Regions from separate parts of the Homo sapiens genome. Here region 1 is linked to region 2. A link is a loop called in an ENCODE intact Hi-C map of the cell type or tissue named here. Cell type or tissue: A673. All regions are shown on one strand. Each heading gives the region's core, and the rest is flanking DNA. Links, peaks and the distances in the headings are about the cores only.

Region 1 (5,795 bases), core at 444-5,443, 99 kb before region 2:
AATCCTAGAAGTCAAAATAAATTTCAACAGGGTTATTTCTAACTAGAATAATGGTCATGTGACTTAGAGGCCTCTGGCTTTGAAGACCTCACAAACATATGTGGAAAATGAAGCTATAAAGAGCTATGAAAGGTGACAAAAGAAAAAGTGAGATAAGCACATCCTATAATTAAACATTTGCATCCAAGACCAAAGCATTCCTCTTTTTAAATCTTATTTTCAAAATTATAATTAGAGTATTTGCTTACAGATTTTCATATTTCAATACAATCACAATAGTTTGTTTGTTTGTTTATTTTGTTTTGTTTTTGGAGATGGAGTCTTACTCCGTCACCAAGGCTGGAGTGCAGTGGCGCAACCTCAGCTCACTGCAACCTCTGCCTCCTGGTATCAAGCGATTCTTGTGCCTCTGCCTCCCAATAAAATCACAATAGTTATTCAACTTTAGTGAGCATTCGAATCATCTGGAAGGTTTGCTGAAACTCAGCTTGTTGCCCACCAACCCCAGGATTTCTGACTCAGAGGGTGTTGAAAAGGCCTGAGAAGGTGCATTCTAACAAGTTCCCAGGGATGATGATGATGTTGCCGTTCTAGGAACACATTTTGAGCAGCATTCGTCAAAAGTTTTATTCAAATAGAGTAATTTTTGAATCACATGTAGAAATATCACAGCATCCTAAGCCAGCTAATTTATTTCCTATCATTCTGCTAGATTTAAGGGTTATTTTTTAATGTACAGTAACCCAGTAGAATGTGTAAATTTCCAAATGTCTTAAAACACACTTTAAAAGGCTATCGTTGTATCATATTTTTAAAAATGTTGCGATGTTATAGCATTCATTCTCAAACATATAATACCGGTGATTGAGTACCACAGCCTACACATTTGTATTCTCTGTGTCCTGGGGATTCAGACATGAATAAATGATCCATGTGTCTGCTTTGGCGGAACTCAGTGGATACTGACAGGTAAATGGGAGAACAGACCAGAAAGACACAAACGGCAGAGTGCTGTCTTGTAAAGACGAACAAAGGACTGGGATTGTGCCAGGCTGGGGCAGTGGTGCTCTTCACGTAGAAGCCCTTATTCAAACAGAAGCCTTATTTGGCTGGCTCTTAAAAGTGAATAGGAATATTCTGGACTAAGAAAGGGAAAGGATCCCCCAAACAGATGGAAAAATATATACAACCCTATTTTGTGATTTAAAAATATGCTACCTCAACCGTCAATCTAATTTTGGAAATTAGATGTATATGTCTAAGATAACGTGCATTAGCAATATGCAGCTATTTATTTTATTAGCATTACATTTTAAAAGAGAATGAAACAGATCTGAAAGTGTGTGTCAGTATTAAATATCCTGGTAAAGGGTTCGGTCCACAATTGCTGAAAGATTCAAGTCAATAGCATGATTCTTTTAAAGGGAAGTAAATCAGGGAAGGCTCCCTGGAGGAGGTGTCTTCGCCAGTTCTCACAGAACATTTGGGATTTGAGTGCAGGCTCTACAGGGAGAGCAGGGTGAGTATAGATAGTCCCCAATTTGCAAGATAACAACACAAGGGCCATGAACGTTTTTCTGATCCTGAACTATTTTCAGAGTATCTCTGCCAGTGTAATATACTAAAAAGAAAAAGGGATATTTTTCTGTCTATGCATTACAATAGTAGATTGCTTTGTATTGGATTTGGGGTGTTTAAAGGGCCACCCTACCATAAATCCTTTGACATTTATATTTTCACATGATATAACATTTATGATTTTGGCAATGAAGAATGAGTTTCACTCCAACTGCTAATAGCTCCCGTTAGTCTTTTTTAACTTAAAAGAAGAAAAACTAACAAGTTTCTGTCTCTCACAAACCAAAACAATAGGCTCTTTCTAAAAAGCTGTCATCGAAAAAAATAAACAAGAGAAATCCTTATTAATGGTAAAGGAAGATTTTTGTGTGTGTTCCAAACTATTTTTAAATGCCTTTCATCTTGGGGATCCTGTGACTGAGGGACTTGCTCTCCTTACTTTAATCAGTGAAGGAGAATGAGCTGGCCAGGGGGGCCTGGCTGGATGGAGGGTGGGACTCTGCTGCTGCGCAGGCCAGCCTGAGCCTGCTACATGCCAGTAAGTCAAGGTCGATATAATGATTTCTGAACAAAGAGATGAATGTCTTTGCCAATCCCCTTGGTGTTATCCAGACCACATCTTCCCTGCACTAACACGTAATTGTAAGTTTATTTTTTGCTAGTCTCTGTCTCTTCAAAGGAGGGCTGTATTTAGGCAAAAATAATTATTAAGATGGAATTCACATTTGACTGTTGTTTCACTTTGCTGCTGAAAGGGAATTTTACCACCGCCCCATCTGCTTTGAAGATGGCAATAAAGTCAGCAAGTTATACTCTCTTCCTGAATTAGTTCCTAATTAATTTTGTATTTTAGATTTACTACCTGTCTTCCCTTCTCAGTTTAAAGCCCTCCCCTTACATCTGCTTCTCGCACAGTCCACGAGCCAAGAAGGCAGAGATAGTGCCAGCTATGAAAAGAAACAATAGCAATTAGGATGAAGTGGTGTTCGTTCCTTGAAGAAAGCTATGTGCTCAGCTGAAGGATAGTTAGAAAGCTCGCTTCATAGCCCTTATGTGAGGAAAAAGGATCTAGGGTGAGTGATTGTATTTCCAAGAGTTCAGCAGTCAGAGAACCTGCCTGCCAAACTGTTTAATCCTACTCTTATGTGTTCTTAGATTTAACAGGGTCAACTGGAATCGTTATTTGTTGGTGCATTTAAGGAGTACAAATGCATTTTATGTGAGCAAAGGGTTAACTGATTTGGGACTAGTGATGACATTTTTTGAGAAAGTGGGGAAACCTTAAGCATTTTTCCACCTGGTTTGGATCTGTGCAAGACTGCCTTCCAAAAAAAAGAAAAAAGTAAAGGCGTTGTTCTGGCTCTAATGGCATCGTGAAACCAGGAAGGATGCGTTAGTCTTGGGAGACCCTGGGCCCTTCTGGCAATGACTCCTTTCACCTTCCCTCCCACTTCCTCATACCCTGTAAAAGAGACGGCACTCTATTCCAAGAGTGACAAGCTGGGAGTTAGGAGTCTTTTTTCTTTCTTTCCTTCCTTCCTTCCTTCCTTCCTTCCTTCCTTCCTTCCTTCCTTCCTTCCTTCCTCCCTTCCTTTCTTTTTTTGAGATGGAGTGTCACTCTGTTGCCCAGGCTGGAGTGCAGTGGCATGATCTTGGCTCACTGCAAGCTCCGCCTCCCGGGTTCAAGCTATTCTCCTGCCTCAGCCTCCCGAGTAGCTGGGATTACAGACGCCCGGCTAATTTTAGTATTTTTAGGAGAGACGGCGTTTCACCGTGTTGGCCAAGCTGATCTCGAACTCCTGACTTCAGGTGATTCACCCGCCTCGGCCTCTCGAAGTACTGGGATTACAGGCGTGAGCCACTGCGCCTGGCCAGGAATAATTTTTAATGGCATCTCTGTGAGTGAGACCCACTTAGAAAAAGGGGGCGCTTCATTACACTTCAGGTCTGACAATAACATTGGTCCCTACAGGGTTGTTTTGTTATAATGGTGAAGAGAAAACAGCTGCTACCCATCGGGCCCCCGGTGTGTACAGGATCTGCCCCTTCTCCCTCGGCCTGTGTGGCTTTACTCCAGGGACTCCAGTTTCCTCCCACATCCCCAAGAGGTGTCCTTTAGCCCTTTGAGCTGGTGCGTCCTCAGGGCCCAGTGTGAGTGTGGGGGCGTGTGAATGAGTGTGAGTGTGACAGTGGGTGTGGGTGAGTGTGGGTGACCGGGAGGGAGTTTGGGTGAATGCAGGTGAGGGTGAATGTGGGTGAGTGTGGGTGAGCAGGAGGGAGTGTGGGTGAGTGGGTGAGTGAAGGTGTTTGTGGGTGAGGGTGAGTGGGTGAGGGTGAGTGTGGGAGTGGGTGACTGTGAATGTGAGAGTGGGTGTGGGTGAATACAGGTGAGTGGGAGGAAGTGGGGGGTGAGAGTGTGAGAGTGTGAGGGTGAGTGTGGGTGACTGTAGGTGAGTGAGGGTGACTGGGTGTGAGTGAGGGTGAGTGTGGGTGAGATGAGGTGAGGGTGTGAGTGTGGGGGTGAGGGTGAATGCAGATGAATGTGAATGTGTGAGGGTGAGTGTGACTGGGTGAGTGTGGGTGTGTGTGAGGGTCAGTGAGGTTGAGTGAGGGTGTGTGAGGGTGAGTGTGGGTGAGGGTCACTGAGTGTAGGTGATTGTGAGTGTGGGTGTGAGTGTGGGTGAGGGTGTATGAGTGAGGGTGCAGGTGTGTGGGTGAGAGTGGGTGATGGTGAGGGTGAGTGTGAGGGTGTGTGAGTGTGAGGGTGAGTGGGTGTAGGTGAGGGTGAGGGTGTGGGTGAATGTGAGTGGGTGGGTGTGTGGGTGAGGGTGTATGTGGGTGTGGGTGAGGGTGAGCATCAGTGTGGCTGAGTGTGCTTGGGTGGGTGAGTGAGGGTGAATGAGGGTGAGTTTGGGTCAGTGTGGGTGAGTGTGTAGGTGAGTGTGACAGAGTAAATGAGCAAGGGTGTGTGTGGGTCAGTGTGGGTGTGTGGGTATGTGTGAATGTGTGGGTGTGTGACTAAGGGTGAGTGTGAGTGAGTGTGGGTGAGGGTGAAAGTGAGTGTGAGTGAGGGTGAGGGTGTGTGGGTGTGTGGGTGACGGTGAGGGTGAGTGAGGGTGTGTGTGAATGTGATTGGGTGGGTGTGTGGGTGAGTGAGGGTGTGTGGGTGAGTGAGCATCGGTGTGGGTGTGATTGGGTGGGTGAGTGTGGGTGAGGGTGAATGAAGGTGAGTGAAGGTGAACGAGGGTGAGTGTGGGTGAGTGAGGGTGAATGAGGGTGAGTGTGGGTGAGTGAGGGTGAATGAGGGGGAGTAGGGGTGAGGGTGAATGAGGGGGAGTGTGGGTCAGTGTGGGTGCGTGTGTGAGAGTGAATGAGGGTGTTTCTGGGTGCGTGTGTGTGGGTGAGTGTGAGTGAGAGTGAATGAGTGAGGGTGTTTGTGGGTGCGTGTGTGTGGGTGAGTGGAGTGAGAGAATGAGTGAGGGTGTTTGTGGGTGCGTGTGAGTGTGTGGGTGAGTGTGAGTGAGAAAGAATGAGTGAGGGTGTTTGTGGGTGAGTGTGAGTGTGTGGGTAAGAGTGAGAGTGCATGAGTGAGGGTGTTTGTGGGTGCGTGTGAGTGTGTGGGTTAGTGTGAGCGAGAGTGAACGAGTGTGTTTTTTGGGTGCGTGTGAGTGTGTGGGTGAGTGTGAATGAGAGTGAATGAGTGAGGGTGTTTATGGGTGAGTGTGGGTGTCAGTGGGTGGCTCCAGCCACCTGGGACCCTGGACTGGAATAAGTTGGTGAATAATTATCTTACTTGTTTTGATTAATCCTTCTTAAATGTATGTCCAGCTCACATTTATTTAAATGTTTATATGAAAATGTTTTGGTCTTTATTTAGAAGTTTGCTGATGTTTAGGAGACCAGAAATATGCCCTAGTAGCTAAAATCTTGTTCATATCAATTAGCCTATGGGAAAATTGCTCTCATTATACGTTGTTTTGCTTAAAGTCACAGTTTCCAAGAACCTATCAATGATGTTAAGTGAAGACTTACTGTAATTAGCTTAGCTGCCGTGAGCTACCTAGGAAAACCTAATTTAATAAATATCAGCTGCTAAAACATTCTTATTGCCTGGTTTTCACTATTCATTAATTCAATATTTAATATTCATTAATTCATTTGAGAGATACATAGTGAGTTTCTAATCTGTGTCAGGTATGTGGCAGGTGCTGTGTACA
Region 2 (5,795 bases), core at 437-5,436:
ATACATTATAAGCAGAAGTCATAAATATTAGCATGTCATTGCTTAAATTATGCAATAGTTAGTGCTAATGATAAAAAAATTGCATTAGCCAGTATTTGGTTCAAAAGGTATATACTTGTTCTCATCAACAAAGCATATTGGTACTCAACTGCAGGCCACCCTCATGCATAAAGAGCACCTGCTCACCCTCCACACTGAAAACGTTGGCATAGCCTGACCATTTCCCCTTCAGTGCATTCTCTTTTTAGGGTCCATTAATTATCTTCTAAGAATAGGATCACTTTTATAAGGTCTAAAGTCAAAAGGCCTGTCTTCTACATATTTGATCCACTCTTTCCTCAATCCCGCTCTGTACTCGTGTGTTCTATTCTCCATTCGGAAGTCTCTCATCATGAGTTCATATTTTTAAAAATGTTCCTGTAGTATAGATTAGATGAGTCCCTCAAATCCTCACCTAACACTTTCTTGCAGTATTAATCTGACTAATTTCTGACACTAGAGAATTAAGAAATTGTTTCAGAAATGTTACATCTTGGCTTTCTTTTGCAAGTTCATAATCAATCCAGACAAAGCATTTCTCCCAGACTGTGATGCCAAGGAGTAGAGCTAGACACATTGAATTTCTGTAGAAATGTTATGATAAATGCTCCTCCTGCCTCCCTGTCCTCATTTTAAAAATAGTTATGTAATAGACTCTAAGGCCACTCTCAACACTAATATATATTTTCATGATTTAATTTAATTTACATATATTAAAAGAAAATGGAAATGCATTTATTGTGCCATCTCCACAGATACGTTAAAACTTTCTTAACGTGATTTCTCATCTCCAAAATTTTAGTTTGTTTTTTTCATCCTTAAAAAACACATGTGACCAAATGCTATATAAATACTTTTCACTGCTCATGTCAAAAGTTTCTTGGCAGTCATTTTCTTATAACAGTTTAGAATACTGTGTTTGGAGGACCTATTCAGAAGGATTTACGGTTTAATGTACTATAATAATAATATAGTATACATCATACAATATCTATAAAAGAAGTAGTATCTGAGGCCAATTAATGCTGGCGTTGCACTATAAAATGTGGTTTTATCATAATCACAGTCATAATCACAGCCTATTAAAGTACACATCATCCAAATCTCATTTCCAAATTGTTTCATGTCACAAGAAATAAATTTATTATGCAGAAGTGTTATTTTATGTGCTCATGTTCATTAGATTCCATTTCATTGGTAGATAGAGTCATGGGTTATTGGTTTGATGGTTTATTTTTAAATAAAATGTACTTTTTCAAAAAAGAGAATATTTTTAAATTTTTCATATTTTTTCTAGACATCCACTGACAATTTTAAAAAGTTCTATCAATGATCTATATTAATAATACATGGCCTAAATATTTCAATGGAAGAAAACAGATCAAAATACTAGTCTCTTTTTAGCTATGGAAAATTTAAAGATGTGTTTAAATAAACAAAGTAACTAAACCCTCAATCCAGTGCCAACAAGGCATTCTGACAACAATGTCCCCCACAGCCAAGAGTCACATCGTGAGAAAATAGCCAGCGAATATAACCTGATCCCCCGACCCTTGTCACTGCTTTGTGATCAGATCTTACTATGCAGTGAAAGAAACAATGCTATTATTACTTCTCATGAAGTGTCTTGTTTTTATTTCTCTTGTAATTTATCTTCAATTGAACTGATATTGATTTCGTGGGGGAAAATTGCATAATCTCCAAGGAGATTTCTAAAGGCTAATCTTAGTTTGTGCTTTATTTTTTTCCATAGGTTTATTCTTGCCAGTGATTTATCTACCTAATAACATTATAGATAAAACCTGATCTTTCCATTTATTTCTTCAAGAGCTGTTCATGTTTGAGCACGCTTTGTCCTTAATTGCCTGGGGATTTTTCGATAGCCCTGTCTTTAGTGGTCTGAAACAAGTTGCAATATAAGTAATTAAGGCACTGCGCAACAGAATCTACAAATTGCTGTTTAGCTTCCATGTGTGATATTTAACTAATTGTTCATTGCTGTGCAAACCTTTAACTTCATAGATGTCATGAATTTAAAGTGAATAAACATTGCTTTTCTATTTATTAAAATAGTGTAGTGTAATAGTGAATACTAAAGCTTCCAGGTACTTTAAAATACCATCTTCCACTGTCTGCTGTGCAGTTTAATTTCAGACTGTTGAGGTTATCAATCATTCCTTAGAAAACTGTAAAATACGCTTGACTTCTACAGAGAGGCTATAGGATGCAGTGAAAATTGAGTTGCCAGGGAGTAAGAGAATTGGACTCTAGATCATCTCTGCCTAGCGGTGCTCCCTTTTCTTCTGTGGTTTTGCTACCTCACCAGAAAAATTAGGTATTGCATTAAATGACTGTAAATGGACTTTCCAACAGAGTGTCTTTCTGGGGGGCTAAAGAGATTTTATGTGGAGTGCAATCAATGTCTGGAAACAAAAATGAGAGCTAAAATATGTACTATGCTACCTAGGAGAAATTTCATGCAAAGTTTTAGATTAGATGTTTCTTTCCCCCTTAAATATAGACACATCAGTAATCTCTTCCTGAGCTTGAATATTATATTCTTGGCTAATCTGGCAACTGCTGGTGAAGGGAATAATTTTGTTTGCTGTAGAAGAAAGAAAGGCTCCACTGAAAACATATTCAGGAAGTGGGATGCATGACTGCGTTTTTCCTAAGTTCACATGAGGCATTGTGAACTTTGTTTGTGCCTGCTATTTATTTTGTATGGTCGTTATTTCCCTTGATATTTTGTTTGCAGCTTTTTCCCCTCTACGGTTTGATGCCTGCGATAATAACAATGCCCCTGCAAAACAAATCCACAATGAGTAAATAGCAATGGTTCTTCTAACCCTCTCTCAAAGAAGAATTTGATCCCTTGCCAGGCATTTTCTGTTTCCCTAGGCCTTTAAAATGACCTTAATTTGCAGACATAATCTGGCATCGTTGTCGCCTGTAACAGAGATGTCAATATTAGAAGTTTGAATCCTGGAATGATCACAAGTGGGATTATTTAATTCCTAAGAAGGCTGGCAGTTGAGGGCAAGAAAGATGCATTTGGAACAATCTCCAAGAGTTTTTTGTTTTTGTCTTTGGTTTCCAACTAGAAAAGGAAAACAGAGATTCAAATCCTAAGCAGACTTTTCAAAAGACAGGCTTCTTCCAAGCAGTAAGAAAATACTATTTCTATTCAAAGACACTTGAAGCTTGTGTTCCTTCATACCTGCCTGGGGTGCTGAGTTTGCAGAGCCTTTCTGCAGACACCTGAGGTTTTTATCAATGAGAATCATGAAGCTTTGGAGAAATAATATACAATAAAAGAGCAATAACTGCTCTTATTAGGCTCTTTCAAGCCATCTGGTGTGATTTTTTTTTTTTTTTTTTTGCACTTTCACGGACAAAAAATTTTGTTGATAAAATTGCCACTGAATTGTAAGTCATGCATCCTTATTGGAAGGCTGATTCTTTGCACCACTAGGTGGCAGTGTAGTCACGTACTTATGGTTATTCATCTGCCAGCTCCTAAATAACAGGGCTTCCGGCTTCAGTGTTAGGTTTCCAAGCCTCTCGTGCATCCTAATATCCATGTCTCCTTTATTCAAAGGACAAGCATATCTGTACTTAAGTGATTTACTCTGTACATCAAGCTCTGTGAAATTTGCACTTATGTTTTGCTTTTATTTTCAAAGAAAACACTTGAATACATTTTCAACAAAATATTACAAGTATCATGCTGATCTTCAACTAATTATTTTTTTATTTAAAATGCTCGGTATGAAAATGTTTTTATGAGCACATGAAAAATAGAAAGCTTGAGAGATGTAGTTTAAAAAATATTATTCTAAACTCACAAAAGTAAAGCTTTGATCTGTCTCTTGAATTATTTAAAAAAGAATAAATGAGCATATATAATTCAAATCTTGGAGTACTATCAAGGGCATCACTATGGGAATTATCTAATGTATTTATTTAAAATATTTTCTACAGTAGACTTTCCAGAAATAATGATGCTTAGAAGAGGGCACTTTTAGTGTTATAATTTTAGTTTGGAATAATTTATGCAAATAATATAGAGTGTTCTCTAGAAATATCCTAGTTTCTTAAGGAATGATGTAGTCTCTTGGATTCTTATATAGAGAAGCTTGTGGTATCTTGTTTCGTATATTTTTGGCAAACTGCCACATTCCGGGATGTCTTTATCACCTTGTTTGACCCACAAAGTGCAGTATCTGCAATGTGGACAAAAAAAAAAAAAAAAAAAAAAAAATCAATAAAATTATTTCCTGCTTCTCATCACTTTCTTTGTTCTAAAAGAAAAGAAAATCCAAGCCCTAGTAGATAAACATTATCTGACCAAACTCTTTTGCATATGTCTTATCTAAACTTTCTTCTGTATTTGGCTGCCTATACAGTCTTACTCTAATATTTTCTAGAGAAACTGGTGTTACGAAAATGCCGGGGGTTTGGTCTAGGTCTCCTTGCTTGCCACAAAGAAAGCCAATCACTAAGACAAGGAAGATTGCCAGGGAAGACTTTATTCAGGTGCTGCAGCCAAAGAGACAGGAGATAAGTTTCAAATCTGTCTCCTCAACCAACTAAAGTTGGGGGGTTTATATATCAGGGAAGGAATGTAGCTACCTGCAGGGAAAAAATCAATTAGGGAGGAGTAAGGAAGTAATCAAGGTGGATGAGGGGCCCGGCATCTCATTTTCTGGATGTAGTCATCTGGTGAGTTTCAGTCCCTTGCCTGAAAGTTGGTTTTAAGACAGGGAGGGTCAATTTCTATGTTATTAAAAAACGCGTAATGTTGGATGAAAAGAGGCATCGCAAATTCCCCTAGGGAGGTTTTTTTCTATTTGGTCATCCAGGGCACAGGGCTTCATCCATGCTCACAGTGCCCCCTAGTGACAGAACAGAAAGAACTCAAGTGTACTCTGAAATCTAATGCTCTGTGGCTAATACACATTATGACCTATGCTAATCCTTTTCATTTCATTACTTTGGGGATGGATCCTATCAAAACATATTTGATATTTCTATAAACTCTACATCTCTATGAATCAATAAGCTTCTTCCTTAAACTCATGCATCAATCATTATCAGACATGTTAGGGAGGCAGAGACAACGTGGAAGTGGCAAGAGTCTCTGACACACAGCCCACGTTTCACTATTTACAACCACACTGGCCCCAGCTAACATCCGTCAGGAGACTGAACACCAGCACTATGACTCTTATGCTTTTTGTGATGTTCTTACCAGGTGTGTAAGGCATGTGATAAGATAATGTATAAACCAGAATGTATAATTTCATCTGTAGAGAATAGTTTAGGTAGCGGGGAATTCTGGCATGCGACATAGAGGCACACATAGATTTTCCTTCATCTCTCTCTATTTCATTACTCTAGTCATTTGAACATAATGCCCAAATCATTGACTTTTCAATATTTAAGTCCCCCAAATTGAATGACATGACCACCCTCTCACTTGTCACATTTTGGCTTTTTCTAAGGACTTTCATTATTTATCTACATTGATTGGATGACCTTTGCCATCTATTTGCTAGCCTTTAAAAGATTTAAGTCTTCCATAAGCATAATCTGGCCGCATTCTTCCCCAAATTAATTAGTATTATTGCTCTCCTGTCATATATTCATGAATTGTGCTTTCTTTTCTTTTGCACCTGCTCTGACTCATTTCAAGGCTGTGTTATCCTAATGAAATACAAAGATTGACCTTTACTGTGCAATCTAATGAAAAA

The links. Peaks named below come from ENCODE experiments on the same cell type or tissue, not always from the same donor. Only the 100,000 strongest peaks of a DNase experiment are listed, where the experiment ranks them.
Region 1: it touches region 2 in a loop (6-fold over the local background); 1 of 110 quality-filtered maps calls a loop at or near these places.

Annotation. Positions count from the first base shown.
Region 1 is chr4:180,562,128-180,567,922 of GRCh38, forward strand. No RefSeq gene overlaps it. Among named protein-coding and RNA genes, the nearest start is that of LINC00290, 590 kb to the right of the region's middle. In A673, for the core only: no CTCF peak of the experiment used is centred there; DNase peaks (open chromatin) are centred at 2,164, 2,994, 3,344 and 3,504; H3K4me3 peaks cover 2,281 bases; H3K27ac peaks cover 4,788 bases.
Region 2 is chr4:180,661,460-180,667,254 of GRCh38, forward strand. No RefSeq gene overlaps it. Among named protein-coding and RNA genes, the nearest start is that of LINC00290, 490 kb to the right of the region's middle. In A673, for the core only: CTCF peaks have their summits at 3,501 (motif pointing right) and 4,943 (motif pointing left); DNase peaks (open chromatin) are centred at 3,552, 4,212 and 4,902; H3K4me3 peaks cover 736 bases; H3K27ac peaks cover 1,906 bases.